Regions from separate parts of the Mus musculus genome. Here region 2 is linked to region 1. Evidence: chromatin loops called from intact Hi-C (ENCODE). Cell type or tissue: heart. All regions are shown on one strand. Links, peaks and the distances in the headings refer to the core of each region. The heading gives the core; the rest is flanking DNA.

Region 1 (15,591 bases), core at 3,549-11,548:
ACTTCCTTCACACGCGGCCCAGATAAGCCAGGCTGGTCTTCCTGCAGAGGCTCCAGGCAGCTTGTTCATCGCTCAGTCATTCCAGACTAGCCAAGGGGCTGCTGTCTAAAAAGCGAAGCAGACTTTACAAAGCAATGGACAGTTGTTTGGTAAAGCGCCATCCATCAAAGCCCACTGGAGCTGTCCTGGGGAACTGAGTTCCCACCCCCATGGGTTTTAAGCCCAAGGGTGACCACAAGTGATAAGTCTGGAAATGAAATGTACAAGGTTAGTCCAGATGACATCAGGGTGACAGAGAAGACAGGTAGGGAAGGGGTGGGGGCTGGAAGGCCTTGGTGTGCGGCTTAGTTAGTTAGCAGAGAGCTTGCCTCAAAGCCCTGGCTTCCACCACCCCCCCCCCCCCCCGTACCGTGTTCACCAGGCATGGAAACTCACACCTGCATTTGGAAGTGGAAGCAGAGGGATCAGGAGTTAGCCTCAGCCACATAGCCACATGGGCTATCAGGCGCCTGTCTCAAGCAGGATCGGGGAGGAGGGGTAGGAGACTCTGAGAAGGGTTTGGAGAACTTCAGGCTTTTCTCTGCAAAGCAGCCTGGGATTTCTCTGCCTCAGTTTCCCCTCTTGGTGGTAGTGGAGATGGTGGTGGTGGTGGTATGTATATAACCCTTATCTGATGTCACAGGTTTTGGGACTCAAACCACAGGCATAAATAAGCTGTCCTTTGGAGAATGAGATAAGTGAGCCTAGGCAGAAGCCACAGCAGGAACCAGGAGCTGTTTGGCTCTTCGGAGGTAAAAGGGTAAGAGGGACTCCCCCAGAGTCATTCTGGGGGAGGCTCCGGGAGGGGGGCCGGGGGGGGGAGCCACAATCATAAACATCTTCATCTTCAGTCACTGTGGCTGGCGTGTCACACCGTGAAGAGCACATATCCAGACAGCAGGCACAGGGCACAGCAGGCACAGGGCACAGGGTGGGGCAGCACGCATCACTGTCGGCATCCATGATGCCGTGGGGAGGCAGTGGCTGGGAACCGGGGACCAGGGGAGGCACCCTCCTCCTCTGCTTAACCTGAAAATCCTGTTTGGTTTTCCTGAGCTTTTTGAGACTGCCAGTCATCCTTGAGTTCTCTCTAGGACGGGAGTGTCTGAGGCAAGCCGAACCCTACTTCCTGCTTCTGTCCCATGCTGCACACGGCCTGTTATCCACCGCAGCCAGAGGGATTCTGTGGAAACCTGTCAGGGCACGTTGGCCCTCCACCTCAAAGCCATCTTCCCATCATGCCCTCCTCCGTCCAAGCCCTTCCTGCCTCCGGGCCTTTGCACCTTCTCCCATCAGACTTTATTCCAAGTGTTCTGTGCCCTCCTCCTGATCTTTGTGTGTGTGTTCATGTGATGTGCTTGCTCATGTGTGTGTTAGTATGGATATGCATATGTGTGATCAGAGAACAGCACCAGGTGTCTGTCCTCACCTTCTGCCTGATTTGAGACAGAGTCTTGCATTGTTCCCAGATGTGTTCTCCTGAATAGCTGGCCTGAGAGGTCCCAGGGGTCCTCCTGACTCTGTCTCTCATCTTTCTGTAGGAGCAATGGGGTTTCAGGGGCACAACACTGTGCCTGGCTCTATAGATGTCCTTGGGATTCGAACTTGGCTCCCCAGGCTTGCTCAGGGAATACTCTGAGCTGTCCCTCCCATCCCCAGCCCATAATCCCTTCTAACCAGAGACCAACTCTGATCTTCAAATGACACGGTGGCCTTTGCTAGAGGCCGCTGGCCCACATCGCTTCTCTGAAGCACTTCTTCAACCAGAAACTTCCAGTTTATTCCTGTGTATTGCCTTTGAGCCCGGTTCCCAGGAACTGGGATCTCTCGGCACCTGGGTGCTACCTGGCACACGGTGTGAATGAACACAACTATGTCTTGTTATGTGGTGAATAGAAGTTCCACCAGGCTGTCTGTCAGAGCTCAGGGTTCACCACTAGGCTCCAGGGCAATGAGAGTCATGAAGTCTTTCAGACTGGGGACAACTGGGGACGTGGATCGGCTCAGTGACGCTCACCATAGTTTCTGTGAGATGTGGCAAGGTGTGGTGGAGTCTTGATTTGGGGTCTCCCTGGGGCATCTCTGGAAATGGTAATTCTCCATCCTTGGGTCCAGCTAACGGGAAGAGCTTGGCCAAGGTCTTTCCCAATGATCACAGCACCATGATGGGTGGATGGTAGAGGCCAGGGACCAGGGCACTTGGTGATACCCTGTGTCTGGGCTGGGCAACCCTGTAGATAAGCATGCTCATCACTGGGACGCAGGGGGAGGACTGGGTCTGAGGGTTTGAGGGTCAGAGTGGGAGAAAAAACTGGGGTTCTGTGGGGTGTCCAGATGGATCCCAGGTACACCTGATTGGCAGCTGACCTCAGCCAACCAGCTAGGGTGGGGCACACAGGTCTGTGGGCTAGCAGGGCTAAGTGACTGATGGATACTCGGGAATGGCTGAGGTAGCCTGAAACCAGAGGGTGAGGAAAATTTGTGGGGGTGGGAGCAGAACTCCAGGGACCCCAGTGTTTGTGTGTAGAGGAAAGCCAAGAACAGAAGGTGCCATGACAGGAACAACTGCTCTGTACCCAGACTCTGGGGTCCCCCTCCCTGAAGAAGGAGGCAATGCCACTCAGCCAAGTGACTCACAGTGACCAAGAGTCAGTGTGATACAGATATGCCCATAGCGCACAAGTCCTCGGAGAAGGATGAAAGGACCAGGGAGCAAAGCCACGCCCACCATACCCAGGCAGCGTCTGGCCTCAGAGTGGAGAGTGGGTAAAGGGGTGGAGCCCCTCAGGCCTGTACTGGTTGCCAAACTGAGATTGACTTCATCTGCAGGAGAGCTGAGGGCTCAGGGGGGGCTTAAGGCAGCATCCTCCAGCCAGAGATGACAGACACACAGAGTGGGAAGGCTGGCATAGCAAGTGAGCAGAGCTCTGTCACACGGCATGCCCTGCCTCAGTCGGCCCGATTCATCCCAGAAGTGGGGGTCCTCTTCTGTTTGAAGGACATTGGCTCCTGTCCTGTCTCAAGGACAGGACAGACAAGGATCAGGACAGAAGTCCACGAGAGAAGGGGGTGAGGCAGAAAGGAAAGATAAAGTGGTGAGCAATGGCTACGTTGAGTTGCCATCCCAGCAACCCTAGCTCCACACCCACCTCCTACATTCCCCCTGCCCAATGTGGCAAGCCCAGGACCACCAGCACCTCTCCCCTCATCCCTCTTAGGCTTGGGGGTGGTGGCATGGGTGCACACAGCTGGGAGTGGCCACAGTCCAGGTGAGGCTGAGAGGGCCTCCTGGTGAAGAGAAGAAAAGTTTGCCAGGGCCCATGGCTGCCCCTCACCTTCCTCCTCCCTGTAGATGGCCACAGGCTGGGGAATGGCTCCGGAGCAACCTGGAGCCTCCCTGATGACAGAAGCCACACAGCAGAATGGCCAAACCAAAGCTGGAACAGACTGAGTGGCTGTGGTATCCAATCCCCACCCCACCCCACCCCACCCCCGCCAGCCCCACATGCCTGTCCCTGGATCCGGGGACAGTAGCACTCACATGGGCAGTCAGTGTCTGTGTCCCTCACAGTTGACACCTGAGGGTTCTGGAGAGAGATGCTTTTCTTCCATGACAAAGCCATTTGAGTCGTGTTTATCTCTCCAGGACTTGACAGTTTCCAAGAACAGTCGAGTCCTGTGGTGAGCTGGCTTTCAGAAGCTGAAGTACAGCCAGGCTTGGGCTTGAGGGACCACGGGGAGGTGTCTTGAGAGAGGCAAGCTGCTTTACTGCGGTCTGAGGGCCTGCCTAAGGGGTCGGATTGGCTCTGCTTTTGTTCTCTGTGAGGGGTTCCTGACTCACAGTTCTTAAGCTTGTTTATATTTCTGGAGGGTTCAGGGAAGGGGAATTGGAACCCAGGGCTGCTTGACGCTAGGACCATCTTCTCAGCCCCTGTTTGGGGCCTCTGTCTCCTCACTTGTAAGGGGCATTAAGATTATTCAAAAGCCAAAGCTTTTCAAAAAATTCCCCCATTAAGGTGGGCCAAGCCCATCGTGACTGAGGCATTACCTGGAATCTGAGCGGCCTGACAGAAGGAGGTGACCATGAAGTGGGTCCTCTCCTGTTGTCACCCCTGCTTAGGTGTCTCTAAGCTGTTTGGAAGTCACTGAGCCCAAAGAGAGCATTTGCTGGCCTTCCAGACAGCATGCGCAGAGAGTGATGGGCCCAGAATGGAGAGCTGCAGCTGTTGTCCTCAGAGTGTTGGGGACACTGAGAAGGGTCAGTAGCCACCTCTGTTCATTCTGCCAGCCCACAGCATGTTGCAAGGCCAGGGTCTTCCCACAGGTGTCATCAGAGGCAGCTCCCCTCATCCCAGGGACACAAGCGCATGTGCACACCATGCGCACCGCTGTCTTAGTAATTTTTCTATTGCTGTGGTGGTTTGAATAGGAGTGGACCCCATAGACTCATGAGAAACCCTGTCTCCAAAAAAAAAAAAAAAGAGTTGCCACAGTTACGGTGTCTCTTCACAGCGATGAACCACCTAAGACAATTGTGGTGGCACCGCTGCTGCTGTGGTAGTAATGTCCTAGTCTGGTTTAGCCTTAGGCAGATTCTTAGGGCAAGGAGGCAGTCACATAAATATGTGAATGGTCTCCACGATCTACACTGTTCTCGGCACTATTGACTTTCAAGCCCCCACTGGTGTGACCCATGAAGCTTTGCTTACAGTGTTCAACCAGTTTCCAAGTTCAAAGTCCCAAAGTCTTCCACATCCCTCCCCAAAACATGATCAGGCCTGTCACCACACATGGTACCAACTTCTATTACTTTTTGGCTGCTGTAAAGAGACGCCATGCTAGTTTCCGAGGGTTAATGTTCATATAGTAGAGGAAAGGCACAGAGGCAAGAACAGCTGAGAGCTCACATCTGGATCCACAAGTAGAAGGCAGAGAGAGCATACAGTGAACAGTGACACACCTCCTCCAGCAAGACCACACCTCCTCCAGCAAGGCCACACCTCCTCCAGCAAAGCCACACCTCCTCCAGCAAGGCCACACCTCCTCCAACAAGGTCACACCTCCTCCAACAAGGCCACACCTCCTCCAGCAAGGCCACACCTCCTCCAGCAAGGTCACTCCTAATTCTTCCCAAACAGTTCCACCAACTGGGGAACAAATACTCAAACACATGAGCCGATGGGGGTCATTCTCATTCAAACCACCATGCTCAGATACTCCCTGGAGCGTGCGTGCTTGCACACACACACACACACACACACACACACACACACACACACACACACACACAGAGCCACATCTCTTATCTCTCTGGTTTGCCGTGCTCTCTCAGTCAGTACTTCATCTTGACTACAGAAAATGAATACACCGTTGAGCTTAAACCATGGGGAGGGGCCTGCCCTGGGATCTCAGCCTATGACTGATTTGTTGCTATGTGGCGCACTTCAGGTGACAGCCCTTGTTTGTTAGATTCCTGGCCCCCTCTCCCTCTCCCTCCCTTCTCCTTGCTCCGCCCCTTACCCCCTGCACGCCTTTTCTTTTGCCATCACTTAAAATCTTTTTTTTTTTTTTTGCCAATTTGCATTTTTCAAATATTTCTTCTGTGAACACGTTCTGTTTGTGTCATAACTGAGAGAGTATTTGCAGGGCCAGGACTCAGCCTCCAGCCAAGTTAGATAAACAGCCTCACGCACAGCATAAGCCGAATGAAAACTTCCGCCTCCGCTGCCCAGGCCTGTTTGGCCAGGAGGGCGTCACTTCTGGAAAACTGTGGGCAGAGGCCCAGCCCCTGGCAGCAGCCATGTGCCCTGGGGCACAGGGCCAGCATCTCTGTCTGGCCAAGGTGGAGTTACCACCCCCAATCCCCTTCTCACACGAAGAACAAAGAGTGAGCAGAAGAGGCACTGGCCCACCCTGCCTCACACCACTTCTTGGGATCTTTGTGTGTCGTGCTTAAACTTCTGATTCACTCGCTTTCCACGAGGCCCAGGACTAGACTCCGCAACCAAGGTGCCTGAGCGAGGAGTGGGCAGACCTTACCCAGGTATCAGCTCATCACAAAGGAGTCGGGGAGCCAGCATCTCTCCTCTTTCTGCCCACTGGCAGCCTCCTGGCTTGCATGCTGAGCCTGGTTCCTCTCATTGTGTGGGTGCTGGTTCTTAGCTCAGCTTCCCTGCCACAGGGCCAGTTTTACCGCTTTCACTTCAAAATCTCTCTGCCACCAGATTTCTACATGGGTAGGACTGGGCCATGGCTGTCTCAGACATGTCAACACTGGGCACTGGGCAGAGTCTGTGGTGTGAGTGGATAGATGGATGGATAGATGGATGGATGGATGGATGGATGGATGGATGGATGGACAAGTGACCAGAGGCAAAGATAGGCTTCACTTCAAACCAGGGTTCCCTTTCTTCAAAGTCGCTCTTTGTACCCACAAGCAAGAAAAGAGGGATCTGGGGTTCCCTTATGCCACAGTTTGTCTGTGTGGCAACCCTGGGTCCCCAGAACAGAACAGGCTTCCAAAGGGAACCTCTAGGCAGGGAGGGCCCAGTCATCACCCTGGGGCCACTGGCTCTGGCCTCGAGACTTCCGTGGGGCCCTTGAAGTCCCCCCTCCTTGGTCTAATTTATTTTTAGCAGTGGAGCTGGGCAGAGCCCTCTCCTTAGGAAAAGTCCTAAGGCTGAGGGAGGGCTTTCAAACCGGGTGAGAAACTAGGTCAGGCCGGCAGCTGGCGCTGCTCCAGACGATAAGGCCGGGAAGTTTAATAACGTGAGTGACCGATCCATGACATAACTGAGAGGAAACGGCAATTAAGGGGCGATTGTGCAAGCAGACAAGCTCCTTCACAGCTCATAAAAAGGCGAAGGGAGAAGCTGCATTGTCCTCTGGGGCCGCACACGCAGCCTGTGGAGCTTGGACAGTATTGATCCTTTCACTGGATCACCTACCTCCTACCACCTCTCAGGACAAGGGGACCAGGAGGGACCCGAAAGACCCAGAGCCCCCACAGCCAGCCTGGCTCTGCTGGGGCTTCGTTGAGAGCTGCCAAGAAGTCAGACTCTTGGCGGGCGGGCAGCTGGGACCCAGCTGCAGAGTGACGCAGCCGCTCTGCTCAACAGGTGAACTAGAGAAGAACCCCCTGGTCCCCCCTGCACCCCCCTCCTGCCCCTCAGACCCTCAGTATCATGTGTCCAGACTCTCCAGCCACACCTTTTGCTTCATCTTCTGAGCTGGCCTTGTTTCTTCTTGAACTACAAACCTGGGCTCACCACAGGGCCATTGCGCTTGCCATGATCTTGGCTAGGACACTCTCCCTAGGATACACTTGGCTCCCTGACACCGTTAGCCTCTGCTTAAACGTCTCATTATGATCAAGGCTGGCCAATCCTCCTGAGAACAGGGGCCAACCTGTTGTTCTCAGTTCACCTCTACCTTTGCCTTTATGGACAGCACTTACCACCAGACTATCCTGCTCCATGCTGGGGTCCCACACGGGCCCGGCATCGTGTGAGCATCCTGTCAGAGGGACTTCTCTCCATCTCACTCTGGGCTGCAGCCCTGGCACCAAGAATCGTTGAGAACATAAGAGCATCTTTGTAAGTAGTGGTGAACGAGCAAGTGGGCGAAGGAATTCGTGAATGAATAAGAAAGAATACGTTAGTGGATGCATGTACAGATGAATGATGGAATGTGTGAATTAGCTAGTTAGCTGATAAGTGACTGAGTAGACCAATGTGAATAAATGAATGTTTGAATGACTCACTGAATGTGTTAGTGAATGAGCGAATGAGGAGTGAGCAAAAATGAAAGAATGGGTGAACAAATGAATGAGTGTGAATAAATGAATGTGTGGATGAACGAATGAGTGTGTGAGTGAATGAACTAGTGTGCAAATGAATGTGTGAATGAATGAATGAGTGTGTGAGTGAATGAGTGAGTGAACAAATGAATGAGTGCATGAATGAATACGTGAACAGATGAAAGTGTGTGAACGAATAAATGAATGAACAAATGAATGACTATGTGAATGGATGAAAGAGTGTGTGAATGAATGAATGAATGAATGTGTGAACAAATGAATGTGTGAATGAATGAAGGCATGAATGAATATTGCTGTTATCACTGACTGAATTAAGAGTCAGCCTCGGGCTGGTGAGATGGCTCAGTGGGTAAGAGCACCCGACTGCTCTTCCGAAGGTCAGGAGTTCAAATCCCAGCAACCACATGGTGGCTCACAACCATCCCTAACGAGATCTGACTCCCTCTTCTGGAGTGTCTGAAGACAGCTACAGTGTACTTACATAGAATAAATAAATAAATCTTTAAAAAAAAAAAAAAAAAAAAGAGTCAGCCTCCGGCTGAGCGTGGTGGCACATGCCTTTAATCCCAGCACTCGGGAGGCAGAGGCAGGCAGATTTCTGAGTTCGAGGCCAGCCTGGTCTACAAAGTGAGTTCCAGGACAGCCAGGGCTACACAGAGAAACCCTGTCTCGAAAAACCAAAAACCAAAAAGAGTCAGCCTCCAACTGCCCCAGGATTGAGCCCTTGTGGAAGCTTCTAGTAAGACAGTAACAGGGTCACCACACCACGCCACGCCAGGCCACACCACACTATGCCACGCCACACCATGCTGTTAGGGCAACCCAGTGTCAGCATCTGTCACCTGTGCTCCAATAGGTGTTGGCCCCTCCCACTTCCCGGGCCTTTCTGGATGTGGTGCTGATTGGTGTAATCACCTGGCTGCCTGTCCAGCTTATGTGTGCAGGAGCAGCTGCACATGTAGACCCCCGAGGCAGGGACACACATGTTGTCCCCACATACCCCCGTTTCCACCCAGAGCTCCAGACCTAAACTCACATTCACACACAATTAAACAAACACACCCAGTTTCTCACGAACACGCCCCAGCAAAAAAGACCTCATGCCCAAACATGTAGACACACTCAACCATCGTACTGTGCCTTTGCCTGAGTGTACACACACACACACACACACACACACACACACACACACACACACACACACACTGCCCTTCCCAACCACACCTCCTGAGATGTCTGCCTGTCTTCTGCGGGGCACTGTGAGTGACCCTGAGTACCGGCGACACAGGGCACCTCCCCAGCGCCCACCCTGATTCTGGTGCATCTTTGACCTGACCTCTGCACTCGGCCCAGCTCATCACAGCGGTGCGATATGCACGTCATCCTTGACTGGGCCGCCCCAGGGCATGTCTGCTGGCGCTGTCCTGGGCACCTACCCACTTCCTCCCACCGTGGGCGGCAGTCTTGCCGACATCAGCCAGTTTAGGACCTGCTTGGCACCTCACAGAAAGGAAGGAAGCAATCTGTCCCTGCCATGGGAGCTGTGACCCAGTCCCACCGCTGGCCTGGAGGGAGCACGGCCTGGGAGCACTTTGCTTTTTGACCATAGCATTTCTGACGACTGAGAACACAGGGCCAGGACCTGTGAGATTCTGAGTATGCCAGGAACTGTCACCTATCCTCAGAACAGCCATGGTCCCATGTGACAGGTGACAGATTGGGTCAGAGTCCCCATGGCCCTAAACTCCCAGCCTGAGCTCTCTCTCTCTGTCCTGGCTTGTCTCCTGGTGTTTGCATGGGGGTTCATTGGTCTCTGTGAGCCCCAATACCCATAGCCTCCATGTTTCCTTGTGTGCTGGGCTCAGGGGACACAGAGCGATGCAGCTGTATCAGCCACACTGGACAGAGGCCTGAGGCCTGAGTGGTGACCCTGGGACAGCTGGTAAGGAAGAGCAGAGCCGGTTCCACCTGAGCCAGGGGTTGTCTGAAGTGTTCCTTGGGCTTTAGGCTCCAAAGCAGAAAAAACACTGGGCTTGATTTCTGTAGGCGCTAAGACAGATGGAAAGGGGTCTTGTGTGATACCAATAAAAACTTTTGCCTTTTAATTTGTTTTCTTACTACCAGGTGGTGGTGGCACATGCTTTTAACTTGGGAGGCAGAAGCAGGTGGATCTCTGTGAGTTCGAGGCCAGCCTGGTCTATAGAGAGAGTTCCAGGACAGCCAGGGCTACACAGAGAAACCCTGTCTCAAAATAGAAAAAAAAACATTGTTTTAGTTTTTTGTTTACTTTTCTTTCCTGTGCCTGGGCGTTTTACCTGCGTGCCTGTCTGTGTACCAAGCACATAGTGTCCTTGGAGTCCTTGGAAATGGGTCCCCAGGAACTGGAGTTACTGGTGGTTGTGAGCCATCATGTGGGTGCTGGGACCAGAACTCAGGTCCTCTGCAAGAGCAACATGTCCTCTTAACCAATGAGTTCTCCATTCTCAAACTTTTTGCTTTTTCAGAAAACAGAAATGCAAGGTGTGATGCTTGTGCCTGTAGTCTCAAGTCAGGAGGATCTCTGAGAGTTCCAGGCTATCCTGGGCTACAATAAAAACTCTGTCCAAAACCAAACCAAACCAAAACAAAAGAAAACACCAAAAAAACTAAAGCTGAATGTAATGAATGAGACAAGCTATGTGGATTTGTTCTGATGGATTCTAACAGGACTGAGCAGAGATATTTCCTAATGTGGAGCTCAAAGCACTCCCCACCCCCACCCCACTCTTCCCTGAGTTCCTATGCAATCCCAGCTGACTACAAAAGCCCAGGTCAGTCATGTGGTGTCCCACTGTCAACTGCACAGGCCTGTGAGAACCTTTGCCACATACTCAGTCCCTTTGTCCCTTGTTGGGGCCATGTGGCACACTGGTAAGGAAGTTACACACTTGTCTGAGCCCTGGGCTACAGTGACTCCCTGGCTCCCCAGTGGCCCCTCTTAGGGACCCACAATGGTCACTATTAGTGTCATTTGAGACTTTAGGTCAGGCACCACCATCTTAATATGGACTGACAAACTGTCCACTCTGGGCAGATGAATGAGAGACACAGACACACATGAGAGCTAAGGGACATCAGGTCCCCAAAGACAATGCATACACGGGCAGGCCCTGAACTTGGAGCAACCAAGCAAGAGCTTCGGCCTGCACGTGGTAGGCACTTAACTGAGTTCCTAGGACTTTTCACAGACTAACCACTTCAGGCTTCTCATCACCCTGTATCATCTCCTTCCACAGTTGGGGAAACTGAGGCACAGAGGTGAAAAAATGCATCTCCAGGAGAGGCAAAAGCCCGGATAATCCCAATGGTCATTCACTGCAGCAGTGTCCCCTGGCCTCTAGCACTGCCCACTCTGGAGTCACCTCCATTCCATCTCCACCACCTGACCTAGTGACTACAGGATCCAGCGCCATCAAGCCAAGGCCAAGAACTGGAGATCAGATCAAGGGTGGAGCCTGGAGGACTGCACGCGAGCTGGATGACCTGGGTGTTTCCTTTCTCACCTCTAGACAAAGAGAGAGGCAATAGTCACAGCCAGGGAGAATCTGCTGCACTATGCTGCCCTGCTCCTAGGTCAGCATCAAGCAGTCTCTGCAGCCTCAGGGCCTTTGCACGTGCCAGCCCTCTGTGCAGAACCTTCCCTGAACAACCGCCGTCCTTCTCTGTGACTGCCAGTCTGAGGCATTTCCAGGTGACATTTCCAGGACCTGTACAACAGCATTGCCTGTCCCTTCCCCAGGTTACTCCCAAGCCAAGACACAGAGAACACGGGCAGGTGGTCTCACTATCAGGCTGATTTCCAACCTGGTCCCGCTGTCGTTCTGGAGCAAGGCAGCCTCCTGTGTCCCTCTTGGTACATACCCAGTGCCCTGAACTTGGCTAGCACGAGCAGAATGTATGTGTCAAGTGTGTGACTGGGGCCAAAGAAAGAGCCATGGCCACCTTAAGTCACTAGGTAAGGACAGGAAAGCCAGAATCCTTCACTCCAGATGAGAGGTATCATTGGCCATTTTCAGAGTAAGAATCTCACCCCCTCCCCCAGGAGCTGAGAGGCAGGAGGCAGTGTTCTGGCAGACTGTAGCCCCCAGCCAGCAGGAGGTGACTCACCAGCCCCATGATGACAGGTGACATTCCTTCTCTTCCCTGGGGGGAGGGGGGACTTTGGCCTGGAGATAAAGGGAGCCGGCCTCCCACTTCTGGGAAAAGGACAGACAACAGGGACAGTGGCCAGGCCACCTCCCCGGGGGAGGGGGGGCATCGCATGTCTGTGCGGGAGGACAGGGACAGAGGCTGCCTCATGAGGCCATCTGCACGGCCCACAGCCTCCCTTCCTGGTTCAAGGCCTCTCTCCTGTGAGGTGGAGCCTCCCTTCTCCCTATTCTACCATCCTAGCTCTTCACAGCTGGCTGGGGTGCCCTCTAGGTGCCCTTTGGCCTGTGGGCTTGGGTCAGAAGGAAAGGGGACTAATCCATGGGTGAATTGAGAATGTAGTGTCCAGGAGGGTGCTGCCTGGGCGGTGGGCTGTATACTGCATGTTCTTTCCACCACCGTCCCCCCCCCCCACAGCCTCACACACACACACACACACACACACACACACACACCCTGCCTGGTTTCACTATGTAGCCCTAGCTGGTCTTGAACTCACAGAGATCTGCCTACCTCTGCCTCCTGAATCATGGGGTAAAAGGCGCTTGCCACCACGCCCAGCGTTCCCAATGTATTTCCAAAGCCTGTGCCTGTGTGGCTGAGGACCTAGCCAAGCATTAAAGCATGCATGGCTCTTCCACAACCTGAGTTTGTTCCCAGCATCCCTCTTGGGTAGTTCACTGCCTCCTGTAAGTCCAGCTTAGGGAGGGGGCACCCAATGCCCTCTTCTGACCTCCAGAGGGATCTGCATTCAGGTGGTACTCATAAATGCCCATAGGCGCGCACACATTCACATATAAATGCAAAAATAATAAATATCTTCTGGAAAAAAAATCTTGTTTTGAAAAAGCCTTTAGCTGCATTGCCAGTTCTTGGATGTAATTCTGTCCTGGAGGGCTGGGGACACGGAGGCATGTGTTTACCACATGGCGGGGACAGTATTTGGCCACAAGGAAAATGGACCGGCCCCCAGAGGCTTGTGCAGACAAGTGCTCGTCACATCTGAGAGGCCTGTGTTTGTGTGGGGACAGGTCCCAGCTGGTGGACATGCTCAGGGCTGTCACCGATGACCCACTTGGGTATGTCAACTTCAAGCTCGCCTGGAGGGCCATTTCCCTGCTTGGTATTTGCTCCTACCCCAGCAGGGATGCTAATCAAGGCTGAACAGGGAGCACTCCCTGGGAGAGACAGGTGGCTTCTTTAGAGTCCCACCTGGGGGCTTCCCCATCTTACCGACTGCCACCCAGAACATCCTCATGGCTGGGAGGATACTGAGAAGGTGGTGGTTTCAAAATCAGGGTCCTGTGCTGAGGGAGGGACAGTGGAGGACGCAGTGGTGTCTGTCTGGGGCTTGTCCCACGTCACCTGGTTCTGCAGCTGGCTTTTAAGCTTCACCCCATGACAGTTTTCTGGAGCAGATCCACGTCAGCTTACCTCACATCACAGAGGGCTGTGCCAGTCTTTCCTCCCTGGTCCCTGAACAGTTACGGCTTTTCTCCTGCCAGAGTCTTCACTGTTAACATCACACAGCCTAGGGAGCCTCTCGTGTATCCCCCTCTGTAGCCTGGCACTTTCCTATAAATTAAGGATGGCCTCTCAACGGAGCCCCTGTGCCGAGCACACCGATTCTCCGATTCTCCGTGGCTGTGTGTGGCTTTGATCTCTCACCTCTCACTTGCCTCTTATGATGGGGCCACTGTTACTTCCCCGAGTTACTTGGTTCCTTTTCTGGTTTTATTGCTGTTCTCTAATTTTGATAGAAATCGTTCTGAAACTCCGGCTTCGGCGAAGCCTAACCTCACTGCCTTGGAGGTGGGACTCAGAATTTTGGCTCACGATCAGGCAGTCAAGTCCCTCACTCCAAGGGTCCATGGGCACCGCAGGGGCCTCTGTATGCTAGGTCCCAGGAGCAGGGGCCTCCCTCATCACGATGGCCACAGATGTCTGTGGACAGCAGTAAACATGCCCTAGGGACACAGTCACCCAAGTTGAAGAGCACGAATGGACATACATGAACACCGTAGCCTCCATGGCCAAATTCAGAATCCTTCCTTTTCCTGGCAGTCTAGTATTTATCTCATTCTGAGATCTGGCCTCGAATCCAAAACTTGACCCCATCTCTTAGTATGGGCTTAGAGGGGCCTTGAGTCTCTGAGACTTGGTTTTCTCAGCTGTGAAATGGGATCAATTGTTCAGTGCTAGTGTGGGTGTGGCCAACATGGGGATGGTCCTCTATTGCAACCCTGTCTCTCTTGCCCACGATGGGCTTTGAACCCAATGGAGGAAGAGGCACACAAGCCCCGTTACAGAATTACGGTTTTCTGGATGAAGGGCGGAGGGAGGAAGGATCTGGAACACTGTCCTGTGTATCCCTGCCAAGTCAGCTGAGCAGCACTCAGGATGGGAGACACCTGGGGTCAGGCTGTGGCATTTTAGGGACAGTAAGGAGATTTCCTGATAGAGACCAGGGCAGAGGGACCTAGCTGGGGGTGGGGAGTGTGTGTGTGGGGGGGGATTCAGCAAAACAGGGGAGCCCTCCCTCAGGGTAGAAAATGTGCAGGTCTGGGGCCAGGCAGCTGGAGTGGGGTCCATGTTGGACAGGACTCTGTCCTGTCTCTGAGTGAGTCCCTGTCAGGAGGAGTGTCACTCAGGATGGTGCTGATGTTGCCAGCCAGATGAATGAGCCCCACTGCCCCCGGCTACACGCATCTCACTGGGCCTCAGAGTCTTCCGGGTAAGGTGTCCAGGACAAAAGGTCACGTGTATAGAACTGGTCTGGGGCCTGCCCTCAGCTGCTTCTTCCCACAGTTCTGTAAATAAACGGGACTCTCACTTCCCACTGACTGGAATGAAGGAGTGACAGGGCCAGCGTAGCCATTTGGAACCTGTGTGAAGCTGTGGGTAGAGGTTGGCAGAGCAGATGGAAGGAGAGAAGCTGGATTCCCAGGAGAAGCACAGAGCATAGCCAAGCCCAGGAGCAGGGAGAACATGAGGCTCTGGGGCACAGAGTGAGGTGTTCAAGGATAGGGGAGCTGCAGCCAGGTGTGTGGCAGCCCCTCCAGTGGCCTGGGAAAGCCACTTAAGGCCCTGGGCTTAGCCTTGAGGGTAACCGGATCCATGGGGACTGTAGACAGGAGAATACCACAGTTAGAGTCGTCTCTTGGAAAGAGTGTTCCGACTACAGAGTAGTGGGCAGGCCCCTCACCCCACTCCCCTGTTTTCTTTCTAGCCCAAGTTGGTCTTTACTGGCTGTGTAGTCAGGGTGACCTCAAACTTTTGACCCCCCCTGGAATGACTGGGTGTAACCATCATAACTGGCTTATGGGGTGCCCAGGGTCAAATCCAGGACTGAAGGTGTGTCAGGCAGGTGCTCTGCCCACTGAGACACACCTCCAGCCTGCATCCATTCATTCCTTCAAAGAGATTAAAGCAATAACAACAACAATAATGATGATGACAAAGATGATAAACTCTCCCCTTCCCCCTTCCTCTCCCCTCCCCCTCCCCCTTTGAGTCTGGTAGAGTCCACAGGGAGGTGGGCTGAG
Region 2 (15,591 bases), core at 3,114-11,113, 55 kb before region 1:
CCCCTTCCCAGCGGTCGGAAGGCGCTGCTGAGCGGGCGGGTACCAGGGAGCCGGTGACGCACTGTTTGAACCAAGCTCATCCAGTCGGTCGGTCTCCCAGGTTAGGTTGCTTCTGAAGCCTTGATGCTCACGAGCCGCCCAGCATTTCTACGCGCCTCGTGTTGTATAGATGGGAAGTGAGGTTGAGGGAGTTGTAGAGCCTCAGGGGTCCCAGCTAGTAAATGGGAGACAGAATTCCACCTCGGACTGAGTCAGACACACGAAGAGTTCTGACACCCAGCAGGAGGCAGTAGGATCCATGTTATTTTAATAGGTACTCCGTCTCAGACAGACACTAGGCAAAAACAAACAAACAAACACCTGGGAGACTTCAAAAGTTTGTTGTTGTTTTTTTTTAGTCACTTAACTCTACTTTGAAAATCATTATTATTTTGATTTAGAAATCTCTAGGAGGTTGAGGCATGAGAATCAAGAGTTGAAGGTCAGCTTGATCTTCATAGAAGACATCCTTGGCTCCAAGGAGGAGGAAGAGGAGAAGGAGGAGGAGGGGGAGGGGGGAGGGGGAGGGGGGAGGAGAGGAGAAGGAGGAAGAGGAGGAAAACTACCCACTCTCAGGTCTTGAGGCAGTGCCTTCCTGACAATGATGTTATTCTTATTTCTCTTTGAAATCTTCATGGGCTGGCAAGATAGCTCAGTAGGTAAAGGTGCTTGCTGCCAACCTGGACAAACTTGATCCCAGGGATACACATGGTAGAAAGAGACTGCTTCTGCAAGCTGACCTTCACAAACATGCTGTGGTGTGAGTGTGCATACATACATACACACAAATAAATAAATAAATAAAAGAATGTCATTTCTTTAAAATTGTTTTTTTCTTCTTCTTCTGGTTTTTCCAGACAAGGTTTCTCTGTGCAACAGCCCTGGCTGTGCTGGAACCTGCCGATTTGTAGACCAGACTGACCTCGAACTCACAGAGATCCTCTTGCCTCTGCCTCCTGAGTGCTGGGATTAAAGGCATGCACCACCATGCCTGGCGTAATCTTTTAATCTTAAAATAAATCAGCTAAGAAATGAACACATATGGGAAAATGTTGTAATAGGAAACTGAGACCAGGGTGGGGGGGTGTTGACTTTGTAGTGCATGGCTCCTACGTGTAGAGTCACAACTCTACCCTAGACTGAGTTAGAGGGCTAGGACTCGGCTGCCTAAAGAGAGTGGGTTGTTCTCTGCGTCTGCTGACTGCCAGACCCGGTACCTCTCCTCCACCTCCCCTCCTGCAAACCCTCGTGGTCACTGTGTCTCAGGGATTGTTGCTGAGAGAGCCAGGAGGTAGGTGCTAGGCACGTGAGCAGATTCCTGTCCTCCCTGTTGCTCCACACCCTGTTCTGAGCAAGTTTGTTTTCTTTTTCCCCCTCTTAACAATGCACCTTGGTGATCCCTCCAGACCAACACCAGGAAAACGTGCTTCACACATTCCACAGTGCGAACATAAACTTGAACCTCGATGGGTGCCTGGCCATAGCTGTTTCTAAGCTTTGTAGCTAATAAACACCACACAATTATCGCCTGTGCGCTCAAGCCACTGCTCTGTTCCCTCTGATGCACTCCTAGAGACTCTGCTGTCCGTCACAGGACACAGGCTTTTGAAACTTCCACAATGATTGTCTAAATGTTTAAGGTTGAACCTACTCAGAGACATTCAGCCCAGATGCCAGGGAGGCCCTGGTTTTTCCTGCCTGGAGCCCGGGCCCACTACAGTCAGGCTCTATCTCCACCTGGCCAGTAGAGGACATAACTGTCCACAAGGTCTAGCCTGGAGCACTCATCATTTTATGTTAGGGCTTGAGTTTTAAAGTGCGTGTCCAGGATCAGTGAGGCGGCTCAACGGGTGAAGCAGCTTGCCACCAAGCCTGATGACTTGAGTTCGATTCCCTGGACCTGTATGGTGGAAGGAGAGAACAGACTCATTTGACAACACACACACACACACACACACACACACACACACACACCATGGCCTGCACATGCCCCTTCCCGGCCAAATAAATTTGAAAACATACTCTCTAAGAGATGCATGTGTGGGCCATTTGCCTTGCTTTTCTGTAGAGAGGCGAGTGTTTTGTTTATTCGTTTGTTTTCCCTATTTCTCTACTTCTAGCGAACAGTTGTATTTCTGACGGCTTGGCAGGATTGCTTCTTAAATGTTTATTTTAAGACAGGAGCTTGCTCTGTAGCCCAAGGGCTGACATGACAGGTGTGTGTTTACTCGGGGCTGGGGGGGTCTTTACTAGGGCTGAGGGAGTGCAGAGTTTGGCATCACATATGTTAGCAATGTACATGTTTTAAGCATATGTATGAAACAAAGACAGAACCCTCACGGGCCATGGCGGTTCACCCTCTCTTCTCTAAGTGTGCCTTTGCACTAAACTTATTTATTGTCTGTTTAAGGATTTTTAGTGGTGTAACAGGAAAGTCAGAAGTCCAAGGTCATCCTTGAGGACATAGCAAGATGGACCACGACAAGTCGCCCTGACGAACACAGCATCTGATCCACACCACCCTCCACGGGGTCTGACGAACACAGCATCTGATCCACACCACCCTGCACGCCGTCTGACGAACACAGCATCTGATCCACACCACCCTCCACGGGGTCTTTTTGTTTGTTTGTTTGGGTTTTTTTGTTTTTGTTTCGAGACAGGGTTTCTCGGTATAGCCCTGGCTGTCCTGGAACTCACTCTGTAAACCAGGCTGGCCTCGAACTCAGAAATCCGCCTGCCTCTGCCTCCCGAGTACTGGAATTAAAGGCGTGCGCCACCACGCCCGGCCCTCCATGCGATCTTAAGAAGATCCTGCCAACAAGACCAACCACCCGCTCCAGCTCCATTTTACAGATGGGCAAACCGAAGCTCAGAGGAGAAAGGTTTCACCTAAGGTCTCATGGCTGCTGAGTGACAGAGGGCTCAACTCCATATCCATATTTCTTTGCTACTTCTGCCATTACCCACTGTGACCCTTCTGCCTGAGGAACAGCCTTGGTGAACCGAGAGGGGTCCCACTCTGTACCCTCCGCCGGAAATATCTGTAGTTCAAGGTCCTGGCCACTGAGAGGCGCTGGAGACACGTTCCTTGCCTGGTGAGTAGGGCCAGGAACAGACTCCCTCCAGGCAGAGTCTCTGCTAGCTGGGGTGGCTCGGGGCAGAGCGACTATCTCCTGTCACACATGGGCAGCTCCTTCGGCCTTCACTTCCCTACAGGGACTTCAGGGTTGCAGAGCTGTGTGGCCCAGCTCAGCTGGGGACATGCTTTCCTGAGGCCGTCATCTTTCTCTGGGGATGGGGCTGTCCTGCACCCAGCAGGGAGTTTAACAGTGGTAGCTCTTCCCACTGAAATAGAGTCCAAGCCGTCTCTAGACTTTCCCGTGTGCCCCGTGGGAGGGCAGCGCATGCCCCCGCAGATGAGAATTTCTTTTGCACAGGTCACGTAGGGGACAGAATTCAACTCTGGCTCTGCTTCACACACAAGGACAGACCAGTGGCCTGCGAGGCAAGGATGGGCGCCAGACACCATGGTGATAACAGAGGGTGGAAGCTCAGAGAGGTTCGGAACCTGCCCACCCAGCTTCAGTGTCTGCGCCCCTGACCACTATGCCCCGTGGCCAGCAGAGAAACACGCAGCATTCATTCATGCCTCTCACTTTAATCACCTCCTCCACTCATACAAAACACACCCTTATTGTTAGTCTTCTTTTCTTTTTACATCTGTTTATTGTGTATGTAGAGGTCAGAGGACAGTTGTATGGAACCGGTTCTCTCTTTTCCCATATGGGCTCTGGGGATAGAACTCACGCAGTCAGATTTGGCAGCAAGCCCCTTAACCACTGAGCTCTCTTGCAGGCCCCTGCTGTCATTTCCTCGTGTTGTCGTTTTGGTGTTTTGAGTCAGGATCTCACTGTGTAGCAGAGGCTGTCCTCAAAGTCTTCCAGCTTCCTGCATGTTGGAATTCCAGGTGTGAGCCCCACGCCTGACTCAGTTTCCCACTTTTGATGAAAGCCAGGTTTAGAAGCAGAGTTTCATTTCCCCTATGGTTTTGTTATGAGGAGAACACTGGTGCCTGGGAGATGGGGAGTGGGGGTCCCCTGGGGCCAAGATCATTGTTTCTGATTCAGTTTTGCAAGAAAATCTATAAACACTTTCATGTGAGTTTCCTAATGTTTAATGGGAGTTCATTAAGAAATTAAAACTCCGGGAAGACAGCTCACAACTGGAGCCTGCTGCTGCTGAGAGCTGCCGGACCACAGACTTCCCCAGGACACAGGGACAGTCGCCAGGGACAGACGTGTTCTCCTCTGCCACTCAGCAATGGTTTCTTCTACTTGTCATGGGTGTCCCACCCTTCTATTGTCTACTAATCTGTCATTCACCTGTCCTTCCACCTACTCACCCACCTACCCACCATCTACCTCCCCACCCCCACCCACCCAACACCCCCCACCCATCATCCACCCCCACCCATCATCCACACATCTACCCACCCACTCATCCATCACCCACTATCCACTCACCCTTCCACCACCCACACACCATCTACCCACTCACTATACACACACATACACACACACACACACCCCCGCCCATCAACCATCTGCCCTTCCCCTATCTGCCCATCCTTCATCAATCCATCCTTCATCCACTCTCTCACCCGTCATCTACCCGTCAGTTTGGTCCCCACACTGTCCTCATGGGTTCTTTTTGTCTACCAAACCCTAGGCCACGTCCTCGGGTCACGGTGAAGGCCAGTATCCAATTCCTGTCCTCCAGAAGGCCATCGTGCAGTCCCTCGGACATGAGAAGAAAACCAGAGACAAAGATAGAACCAAACGGCGTTCCACTCCGATTCTATCTGTCAGCTGTCACGGGCGAACTCTTAAATGTTGGAGCCTGTTTTCCTTCTGTGTCACAGGCTGCCTTTTCCATTTTCCATTGCTGTGACAAAATCCTGGAGGCCTGGTAGCTGTTAAGTAACTGTGGGTTATCTTGGCCCACAGTTCTACAGGAAGGAAAGTCCAAAGTCACGAGGTCCCATCTGCATGCTTCAAAACATGGCAGAAATCACAGGGCAAAGGCGTAAATGGAGAAGCGAGACAGAGGCTGGCTCTATCACCAGGGGGCTCCTCTATTCAGCTCCCTTGGGACCACTGGGCACTTCATAATGTCGCCTTTGACAGGGTTGCACAGAAAGCCAACAAAGCACATCCAGACACCTGGGGGCAGGGATGGTGACCAGGGAGGCCCAGCTGAGGACTTTGCTCTCAAATGGTCTCAGCAGGCTTTTTGTGGGGTGGTATCAGAACACCCCAAAGCTCTGGGGTCAGCTTGTGACTGTCTAGCACCAAGCCCCATGCCCCAGCACTGCCTCCCCATCTCCTTCATCACTCTGAAGGGACCCACCACTTCTGGCCCCCGTGTGGGAACAGCGACAGAAAGGGAGGCCATGGCCCATTCGTTGCTGGATCCGCTGTGATTGAAGTTCCCATTTCAATAGAAACTGCTTCTGGAGGACATTAGGAAAACACATCAAACGTGAGAGAGGGAAAAAATTTCTTGTTTCATCCCTTCCGCTGCGACCACAGGAAAACAAGATAGTGTTGTTTTCTTCCTCCAAGCCAGGCTCCTGAGGCGCGCCCGCGCGCATGTTTGTGTGTGTGTGTGTGTGTGTGTGTGTGTGTGTGTGTGTGTGTGTGTGTGTTAGTCCTGTGGGGTTTTTCTGTCCCAGGCCCTCCTTCCCCTAATCATCTTCATGAACATATCTGGGGGTCACTTTAGTTTGTCTGCCAGATGTGAAGTGAACCGTGTTGAGGCTTTGGGGGGTGGGATGGGGAGCCGGGTGTAATAATGGCGCTGACTGATGCCTGGCACCTCTAAACATGTGTGTTAACTGTCATCTTCCTCCCATCCCGATGTGACATATGTACTATCACTGCCTGCTCTCCAGATGGGGGAACTGAGGTAGCATGGGATACTACTGGGTCACCCACAGAGCCTGGGCTCTGGCCATCCTGGCCATTCATGCAAACCGGAGCTTGGTCAGGGAGGCTGTGGCTACAGATGATCCTCTGGAAGAGGGACCTGGATCGTTTGGAGCATCCGGGAGGAGGAGCTGACGTGAGTGGGAGGTGGGAGGTGAGGGCAGCAGGCAGAGACCAGCGCTCTGGACTCTGGCTAGGGAGGGGCAGGACTGGGTGGTGGCCTTCAGCGTTTTAGATTTCCTGGGGAGCCAGAGAGTTCAAGCAGGACCTGACATGCCTGGGGAGGCCTTGCAGTGTCCCCTGCTCTGACCTGCTACCTACCTGTCCACCTACACACCAGATCACAAGCACATTTTTGGTGACAGAGCCTCATGAAACCCAGGCCAGCAAGGGTGACTTTAAAGTTCTGACTCTCCGGTTCCAGCTTGCGGAGTGCTGAGATCCACACAGCACCACTGTGCTTGGTTTATGCCACACCAGGGATGGAATCAGCCTTGCATGTTGAGCAAGCTGACCATTCGCACTACCAACGGAGCCCTTCCCCAGTCCAGCATCCTTCTCTCTCAGCCCTCTGGATGGGTTTAGTCCCCTGTTCTAGCCCAGATCACTGTCTAGCAGGCAAACACCACAAAGAGTTGACCATGGATGTATATCCGCACGGTTGAAATAGTGACATTCGGCCTACCACGCCATGTGGGTACTCGTGGAATCAGCTTCTTTGCCAGAAGGGTGCAAATCTCTTTGGGCTATGCCTTCAGACCTGTGGGACGTTGCTCTAACTTGCCCAGAGGGTCTGGTTTAGCTCGGGAAGCTGCAAAGATGGCCACATGTTTGATCTAGCTGCCCTAGGAGGTAGTGAGAAACTGGGGGCCCACGGCTGGGGTGTGGCCACCACCAACTTCTTTTCCTCCTAAGGCAGACCGTGACCCACCACCAAGGACACACAGCCCACTGCCCACAGTTACTAGGTACTTCGTCTCCAAGCCCCGCCTCTCCTGCCCCCTGTGCTCCCTGCCTTCCCTCTCTCTCAGCCCCTCAGCCTCAGCCAAGCTCGTATCTTATCAGCAAGCACTTCAGAGTTCAGGCCAAGAAGCCAAAGTCAATTTGAAAAAAAAAAGTCTGTAAAAGCCCAAACACAGCCAGCAGAAGGCGGGGCTCGGAAAGGGGAGGAGCTTAGGGAAGGGCGATCTTATCTCGGGTAGACTCTGAATCTACAGCTGACCTAAGTGGCTCTGAGCCATCGTAGGGGACAGATACATAAACAGCACAGGTCCCACTCCCCAAGCAAAGGACGGTTAATAATAGGAAAAGTCTCCAGGACAGACTCGGGTGGCAAGGCAGCAATCTTGTCATCGGACCCTTGGTAAACGGGACTGAGCGGGACACATCCCCTGCAGCCTGCATAGAGATGTGTGGAAGCACCTAGAGCTATCTGGGGGGCCGGAGTCAGAAGGACACAAACTCCCGTCCCTTGAGCCTTTTGAGCAACTGCACCAATGAGATCGTATAGGAAGAGGTGATAGGAACCTGGGGGAGGTTGCAGGTAACCGACCAATAGAGCAAAAGATGGGCGGGGTTTCGGTCGCAAAGGTCCAGAGCTCTGGGTCTTCAAGGTCTGTCTACCTCAAGTGGAATCCTAGACCTGGCCCCCCACCTCCCCCTCTGCTTCTGGGGAAATGTGCTGTATGCAAGCAATTCTTTCTGAGTTCCCTCGTGCTTTATAATCTCCCTGTTTTAAAACGTGGTTTCTGTATGCTCACTTGTGTGTCTAGTGTGGGCCAGAGAACAGCCTCAGCTGCCAGTCCTTAGATACCTTCCACCCTTTTCGTTTAGTTATTTATTTTTAGATTTTTTTTTTTTTTCAGACAAGGTCTCACAATGTAGCCCTGGTTGGCCTGGAGCTTGCTTTACAGATCAGGCTGGCCTCAGATTCACAGAGATCCACCTGGCTAAAGGCATTTATCACCACGTCAGCTGATTTTTTCCCCCACTTTGAATCTTTGTGAATGCATAGCACACATATGCAGAGTCTAAGGAGGCTGGAAGAGGACGCTGGATCTCCTGGGGCTGGAGTCACAGCTGGTTATGAGCCATGTATGTGCTGGGAGCTGAACCTGGCTGCTCTTAGACATCAAGCCACCTCTCCAGTCCTGACCTTGTTGTTTGTGTGTGTGGTGGGGTCTCTCCCTGCCTGGAGCTACTGAGTAGGCTAGGCTGTCTGCCCAGTGAGCCTCAGGGGTTCACAGGTCTGTCTCCGCCTCCCCAGCCCTGGGGTCACACACTTCTGGAACCCACACTTAGCTTTTATGTTGTATGTGGCCTCTGGGAATTGAACTCTGGTCTTCTTACCCAACAAGCCATCCCCCCAGACCCCGTCTCTTGGAAACTTCTGAGGGTTCTATGAAGCGAGGAACCAAACAGAGACAGGGCAGGAAACTGAGGCTCAAGAGGAGAAGTGACCAACTGGCCCAAGGTCCCATACTCAGCAGTGACTGAGCCAGGCTCTGAAACAAGGTTCTTGGTGCTGCTTCCTGTTCTTGAGATACATACAAGTGCCCCTCGTGGCAGAAACGTGAGCTGTGCACCCGATCAGCACAGCTACTACACCCTGAGAGCAGCTCATTAAAAATGTCTTCAGACACACATCCTACAGACGGGGATGAATCCTCACCAAGTGTACACACTTGTGCAATCCGCCCCCAGATGAACACAGAACATTCCAGAGCCCCTGTCTTGCTCCCTAGAAAGTCCTCTAAGGTTACCACCCACAGGTCTGAACTCAAGCCCTAGTTAGAACTCAGCAGAAATGGAAGCCACAGTGGGTGTTCCCCCGGTGTGGACTCTTAGTGCCTCACCAGGTTTGTGGGGTTCAGCAGAGACAACTGTGGTAGCAACTGGGGCAGAGGGAGCTTGCAGCAGTGTGCAGGGTGCAGCAGCAGGGTCTCTAAGGGAGAATGGCTGCACAGAGCCTCAAAGGGCTAAATGGGAGCCCCTTCTACTGTCACAGGCCTGTCATCCCGGCTGCTGGGGAGGCTGAGGCAGGAGGATCACAAGGTCAAGCCCTGCCTCATTTTTTAGAGTGAGTGCAAGTCTGCTTATCCTGTTTCAAAATAAAAAGGAGGAGGGCTAGGGATGTGGCTCAGCGGTAGATTACTTAGCACGCACAGAATGCTGTGTTCAGCCCCCCAGCTCCCACGTGTACACACCACACACCACACACACACACACAAATACAGTTGAATTTTTCTATGATTGAATTCCTGGATATCTATATTCGAGAAAACTATATATTAATGTAAAAACAAATGTCCATCAAACAACGAAAGGAAAACCAAAATGTGATCAGTTCCTACAAGGGAGTGCTATACAGCCACAAAAAGGAACAAAGGGCTGGTTGCTGCGTGAACCACTTTCCACTTTCCACGATAAAGGCAGAAGAGGCCCTGTGCGGTGGGATCCCTTTACGGGAAGAGGAAGGAGGCGGGAGGGGGGGGGGTGGTGGTGGTGGCTTCACAGCTTCGTGAAGGCCAGAAAACCCTGAATTGCACAATTTAGAAAGTGGATTTTTCTCTTTGGATTCTTTGTCAACAATGCTATTATGTTTTAATTTTTTAAAGTCATTATTGGGGATGAGGGGGGTGAGTTCTTGCTGAGCCATCTTGCTGGCCCCAGGCTGATGGGGGTGGGGTGGGGAGAGGAAGATACTGCAGGTGGCTCCAGCAACACCAGGTGAGCTGAGTGTGGTGCGCACTTGACGTGCAAGCACTCAGAAAGCTGAGGCAGCAAAGTCCTGCGCTTGAGGCTAGCCTGGGCTCCCTAGTGAGAGATACTATCTCAGAACCCCAAATCTGAACCCAAACAGAAACAAAGACCCAAGATCAAATCGTGTGTGTATGTGTGTGTGACTGCCACACGGAGTGCTCAGGATATGCTATCTTACACGACAAGATGAGCCGGGGTACAACGAAGCCTTAGACAGGAGGCTCCAGGTTCCACCGCTGCTAAGTGTATGGATGCAGCATCCAGGACTGAGCCCCGGCTGAGGCTTCATCTGCTGGCTCTCAGTGTCACTGTCTGCTAAGTGGGGGTGAGCCGCAGTGCCTCCTCCTCTCCATGACGAGGGCTGGGAACAGTGTCTGGGTGCACGGGTGTGGGGGCTGCTCTATCATTTCTGGCACTCGGTGCCCTTTGGGGAAGCTAGGGTCACACAACAGCAAAGACAATGACTGCAGAACCCACTTATCCGCTGTGGGGAGGAAGGAAAGGGAGTTGAGGGGGATGGAAGGCTGGGAGGGTGAGAGGCAGATGGAAGGAAGGACAGACAGCCTGGATGGAGGGTACAGCATCCCAAAGTGCAGAGGTTCAAGTCAGGAGGCTTCCAGGTTGCACAGCAGGGAAAACCCCGAACTCCAGCCTTGTATTGACATTGAACTTGCAATATTTCTCCTTGGCTCTGTGGGGACCATGCTCTTACAGCCACGTGGCCATCTTTTTTAAGACAAGGTCTCTCTCTCTCTTTCTTTCTCTCTCTCTCTCTCTCACCTAGGATACCTTCAAACTCATAGCAATTCTTCTGCCTCTGCTTCCTGTATGTGCATATGTGTGGATCACAGGTGTGTGTGTGTGTGTGTGTGAGACGGGTGTGTATGTGTGGATCACAGGTGTGTGTGGATCACGAGTGTGTATGTGCGTATCACGGGTGTGTATGTGTGGATCACAAGTGTGTGTGTGTGTGTGTGTGTGTGTGTGTGTGTGTGTGTGTGTGTGTGTGTGTGACGGGTGTGTATGTGTGGATCACAGGTGTGTGTGGATCACGAGTGTGTATGTGCGTATCACGGGTGTGTATGTGTGGATCACAAGTGTGTGTGTGTGTGTGTGTGTGTGTGTGTGTGTGTGTATCACGGGTGTGTATGTGTGGATCATGGGTGTGTATGTGTGGATCCCAGGCCTGCCCAGCTCCCTCTTGCTCTTCAGGCCACAGCAGCAGCACGCAGACCTCACCACAGGCTGAGTCAGATGCTCATGGTCCTTTGCTGTGACAGCCTGCACCTGGGGGACAAATCTGGATGTAAGAGTCAGTACTGCTTACAGAGGGGACACACTAGACATAAGCCACATAAACAAGGTGTCCCTGGTGGGCCTGGGAAGGTTAAGAATGCCCCTCGCCCTCCTGCTTTTTTTTTTTTTTTTTTTTTGGAGGCGTGTGTGCCTGCCCGTATCTGTACGTATGTTGATGTCGATAGACTTCAATTGCTCTCCACTTTAAAACAAACAAGCAAACAATTTAGATAGAATCTCCCAGTGGCTGTCTTGGAACTAGCTATGCAGACCAAGTTGCCTTTAAGCTCACAGAGACCCACCTGCCGATGCCTCCTGGTCTAGACACATAAACACACACACACACACACACACACTCACAAACACACACACACACTGTTTAAATGGGTGGCATATATGGGATAATGTAGGGGTAGAAAGATTGAGCAACGGTAGGGGTTTCTGAGCACATAAACCAAAGCTTAATTTAAAGTCAGGGACTTAATGAGTCAGGTGTCTCTGGTGGCACTCGCTGTAGCACCACGTGACTTGTCTGCAGCCCCAGTTCTGCGTGCTGACTGGGCTTCACCTGCCACCATGCCACACAGTGCCATTGACACTGCCCAAAGCACTCAGCCCCGACCCGACCCAGAGACGAGTGCTGCTGACAGGCACATTTTCAGTCCACAGACAACACTTCTGCTCCCATAGAGACAACAATTTAATTAGAGAAAGCAAAGGCTTCTAATATTTTCCTACCATTAACCCCCAGCAGGTGTGAATCATTGTCTTCGAATGTACATGTTAACATGTTTTAATTTTTAAAATTACTGTCTGAGTCGCTGAACCCCAGCAGGTGTGAATCACTGTATCTTCGGTTATACATGTTAGAATGTTTTAATTTTTAAAATTACTGTCTGAGTTGCTGACATGGTTTTTTATTTAAAAAAAAATCATTTGAAAAGCCAGGCATGGTGGTACATGCCTTTAATCGCACGCATGTGAAGCCAGTCTGGTATATGTAGCAAGTTCCAGGCCAGCCAGAACAGCATAGTGAAGCCCTGTCTTGATAAACAGAAACTTGTTAACTTTCTGTTAGAAAAAAAAATCATTCTTGGAATGGCCTTAAGAAGGCTTCTGCCTTTTGTATCACATGTGTGTGAAGTGGCATGCTGGATAGTTTTATGCCAACCTGACACAAAGTAGCATCATTTTCCATTAGGGAATCTCAACTGAGAAAATTCCTCTATAAGATGAGCCTGCAGGTAAGTCTGGAGAACAGTCTCTTAATTAGTGACTAATAGGGGAGGGACCAGATCACTGTGGGCAGAGCTGTCCCTGGTCTGGTGACATTGGTGCTGTAAGAAAGATGGCCGAGCAAACCATGAGAACAAGCCAGAAAAGAGCACCCCTTCATGGTCTCTGCAGCAGCTCTTGCCTTGACGTCCTGCCTGACTTCCTTCCTTCCTTTCTTCACTCTATGGGGAAATCAGCCCTTTTCCTCACCCGCAACTTGATTTAGTTATAGTGTTTCACGGTAGCAATAAAACCCTTAAGACAACTGGTACCAGGAGTGGGGTTTCACTATGACAGAGCTGACTATGTGTTTGGGGGAGGATTGTGTTGGGATCTGAACTTTGAGCTGGAAAAGCTGTCAAGTGCTCAGATGGGATGTTCTGTAGGAGCCTAGAAGAGGAGAGTCATGGGAGAAATATAAATGGTGGAGGGCCTGGCCTGTGAAGTTTCAGATGGAAGCCACGACTCCTTCAGGGCCATTTATGTGATATTTTGAATTATTAATCTGAGTTTCTGTGATTAATAGGGGACAAGATCATTTAAATTAATGCTTGGCTGGGACAAATTATGCTGGTCAGCTGGAGCTGAGAGATCAACCATGCTTAAGAGATTGCCATCATCAAGGCAAAAGTCTTCTGGGAAGTGTTTCCTCAAGGTCAGCACACAAAAGCTGTGGTCCAGAGGAGCAAAGGTTGTACCTTGTGCGGCCCTTGGTCATGTGTACGAAGTTCCCAATTTGCACTAGTTTTAAAGTCATGAAGGGGTCATGGAGAGAAGCTCAGGCTTGACACTGGGTGGCAGGGCTTGGAGAGACCATTGGTAAAGGGCTACCCTCAGCTACAGCAGAAGCCCCATGATTGAAAGGCTCACAGAGAGGCGCAGAGGCCAGGCACCATGTGATAGGGTGACAGTCCCTGAAGAGAGGCTGATGATAAAGGTGCAGCCCAGTTGTTGTGGACACTTGCTGTGTCACAAAACTTTTTCTGGGAAGACACAACACACACGTCTGCTCACCTACATCAGGCCAAAGTACAGTGCCACCAGAGTCCAACCTGATGAACCAATGAGCTTTACTGGGGTCACTTACATGGGTGAAAGGTTACTCACAGGAGCAGGAATGACTCAAAGACAACTACATCACCAAAGCCCACTCAGCACGGGTGACAGCTCACAAAGCTGTTAACCTGGAACCCACTGCACAGCCTGCAAGCAGCTCAACAGGTTGGAGAGTGTCCTCTCAGGTGTCTCAGCTGATCTCTTCTAGCAGCCTGGCTGGCAGTCAGCTCAGCCAGTTTCTGTGTCTTCCAGGCAGCTAATCTGGTCTGAGTCTTCTTTGCAGTTGGGCTCTGCTTACTCTGGCAGGGCAGGGCCTAGTGAGTCTGCTCAGCTTCAGGGAGTTCTTGAACTACTTTTTTGTTGTTGACCTCCCTGCTTGAGGAACTCCCTGAAGGATGGAATATTTTAATCTGGGAGGAGACTGTTACAGGAGACCCCAGCATTTTGGAGGTGTCAGCTCCATGGGATGACACTAAGGACAGCAGCACCGGTGGAGTGGACCTGGCCTGAGTCTGGGATAGCAGCAGTGTGTTTTGGATGGCGAGGCCAGAGAGGTGTTGTTGCCCACGTTCCTCGGAAGACTGCTAGAGGGTCCCAGGCAGCAAATGCTGAACTCTTTGCTGATTTTTGGTTTGGCTTCAATGACTACGGCTGTGTCCTGGTTCTTTCCGCTCAGAAGACAAAGGCATGTGTTTTATCATCTTTTTCTTTTTAAAAAATGTCCAGGGCCCACAGTTAAGGGATTTTGGAATTTTCGAGAAACTTTGAATATTTTAGAGGACAATTTAAACTTTTAGAGAGCTTTTGGATACCTTAAAGAGACCAAACTTTTGTTTGAATTTTTAGAGACTACGAGACCTTGAAAAATAGCCGAATGCTCAGTTGTGGTGATTATAGAATCAGAATATTAGTCAACCCTGAAGATGTCCTCTGCCCTGTGGTGTCAAATATTTATTCACTATTCACCTGTTTGTGTGAAGATAAATAACTGGGTTCAGGCACGTGGGGGAGAGACGTGTGGGAAGAGAGAAATGTTAATGAAGTGTGATGGGTAGGTATGCAAATGTACAGAGATAATAACCCTGTGGGCTGAAGGACCAATACAAATGTAAATAAGGCAGAGGACATGGCTCAGCAGCATGGAGCACATATGGTCCTTGCAGAGGAGCAGAGTTCAGTTCTCAACAGCCAAGGGCATCTGTCCATGCACAATGTCCATGCACACATGCACACTCACGCACACACACACACACACACACACACACACACACACACATACACACATACACACACACACACACACTCATACACTCACACAGAATAAATAATTATTTTTAAAAATTACATCTCACTTGTATACAGATTTGCTTTCATCTTTTTTTAAAATCACACTTTAATTTGTTTTGTGACCGTGCATCCGTATGGGCAGGTGTGTGCATGTTCCGTGCACACACGTAGAGATCAGAGGACAAGTTGAGAGAATTGTTCTCTTCTTTCATTACATGGGTCCCAGGCATCAAACTCAGAATGTTGGGCTTGGTGGCAAGCTCCTTTACCTACGGAGTCCTATCGCCGGCCCATGCTTCCACCTTTAATAAAGGATAAAACTGTATGTTTACAACAAACTGCTTTAAAGTGAATCTCCTTACTTGTTATCAGTATTGTTTGACTGGTTTGATGTTTTATGATCTCTTTAGGAGAAGGGGGTTGGTGAGGAAAATCTTTAAGAACTTCAGGGTAGAGTGGGTATGGGTGTGCTCTTGATCATGAAGGTACTTGCAAACGGTCTTCAGAGCTACTCCCCAGGGGGCTGGCTGCTTCCCTGCTCTGCAGCTCAGGCCGGAAGTCAAGAGAACCTTGCTTCTCCTGAGACTGGGACAAGGAACAGCATGAAACAGAAATGGTGAGATTGTTCTGCCTCCCATGGCCCCCGGAACCCCTCTGACTCTTCAGTGATCAGTTTCCTTCGTTTCCTAGGTGATAGCGGAGACCGAACCCAGGACCTTACAAATGCCAGGCACGTGCTCTACCAATTGAGTGACATCTTAGCTGTTTATAATTTTAAAAACGGCTTTTGGTTTTAATTGTGTGTATGTACATGTTTGCATGTATGAGTGCATGTGTGCGTGCGTTTGTATGAGTATCAGAAATGTTACATCCCCTAGAGCAGTTG

The links. A loop is a pair of places that touch in the nucleus more often than their neighbours do. Peaks named below come from ENCODE experiments on the same cell type or tissue, not always from the same donor. Only the 100,000 strongest peaks of a DNase experiment are listed, where the experiment ranks them.
Region 2: it touches region 1 in a loop (2.7-fold over the local background); 2 of 42 quality-filtered maps call a loop at or near these places.

What each region holds. Positions count from the first base shown.
Region 1 is chr2:167,824,974-167,840,564 of GRCm38, reverse strand. It overlaps Gm32685 (a long non-coding RNA gene), which reads right to left and starts at 4,452. Exons shown (of 3, transcript XR_375285.3): 1 at 4,088-4,452; 2 at 3,581-3,826; 3 at 1,601-2,270. It overlaps Gm32747 (a long non-coding RNA gene), which reads left to right and starts at 603. Exons shown (of 2, transcript XR_375286.2): 1 at 603-791; 2 at 1,134-1,347. In heart, for the core only: a CTCF peak has its summit at 6,773; DNase peaks (open chromatin) are centred at 3,724, 5,794, 6,754, 9,274 and 2 weaker places; H3K4me3 peaks cover 538 bases; H3K27ac peaks cover 4,709 bases.
Region 2 is chr2:167,879,680-167,895,270 of GRCm38, reverse strand. No RefSeq gene overlaps it. Among named protein-coding and RNA genes, the nearest start is that of Gm33033, 9.8 kb to the right of the region's middle. In heart, for the core only: no CTCF peak of the experiment used is centred there; DNase peaks (open chromatin) are centred at 3,160, 7,190 and 7,260; H3K4me3 peaks cover 1,108 bases; H3K27ac peaks cover 4,932 bases.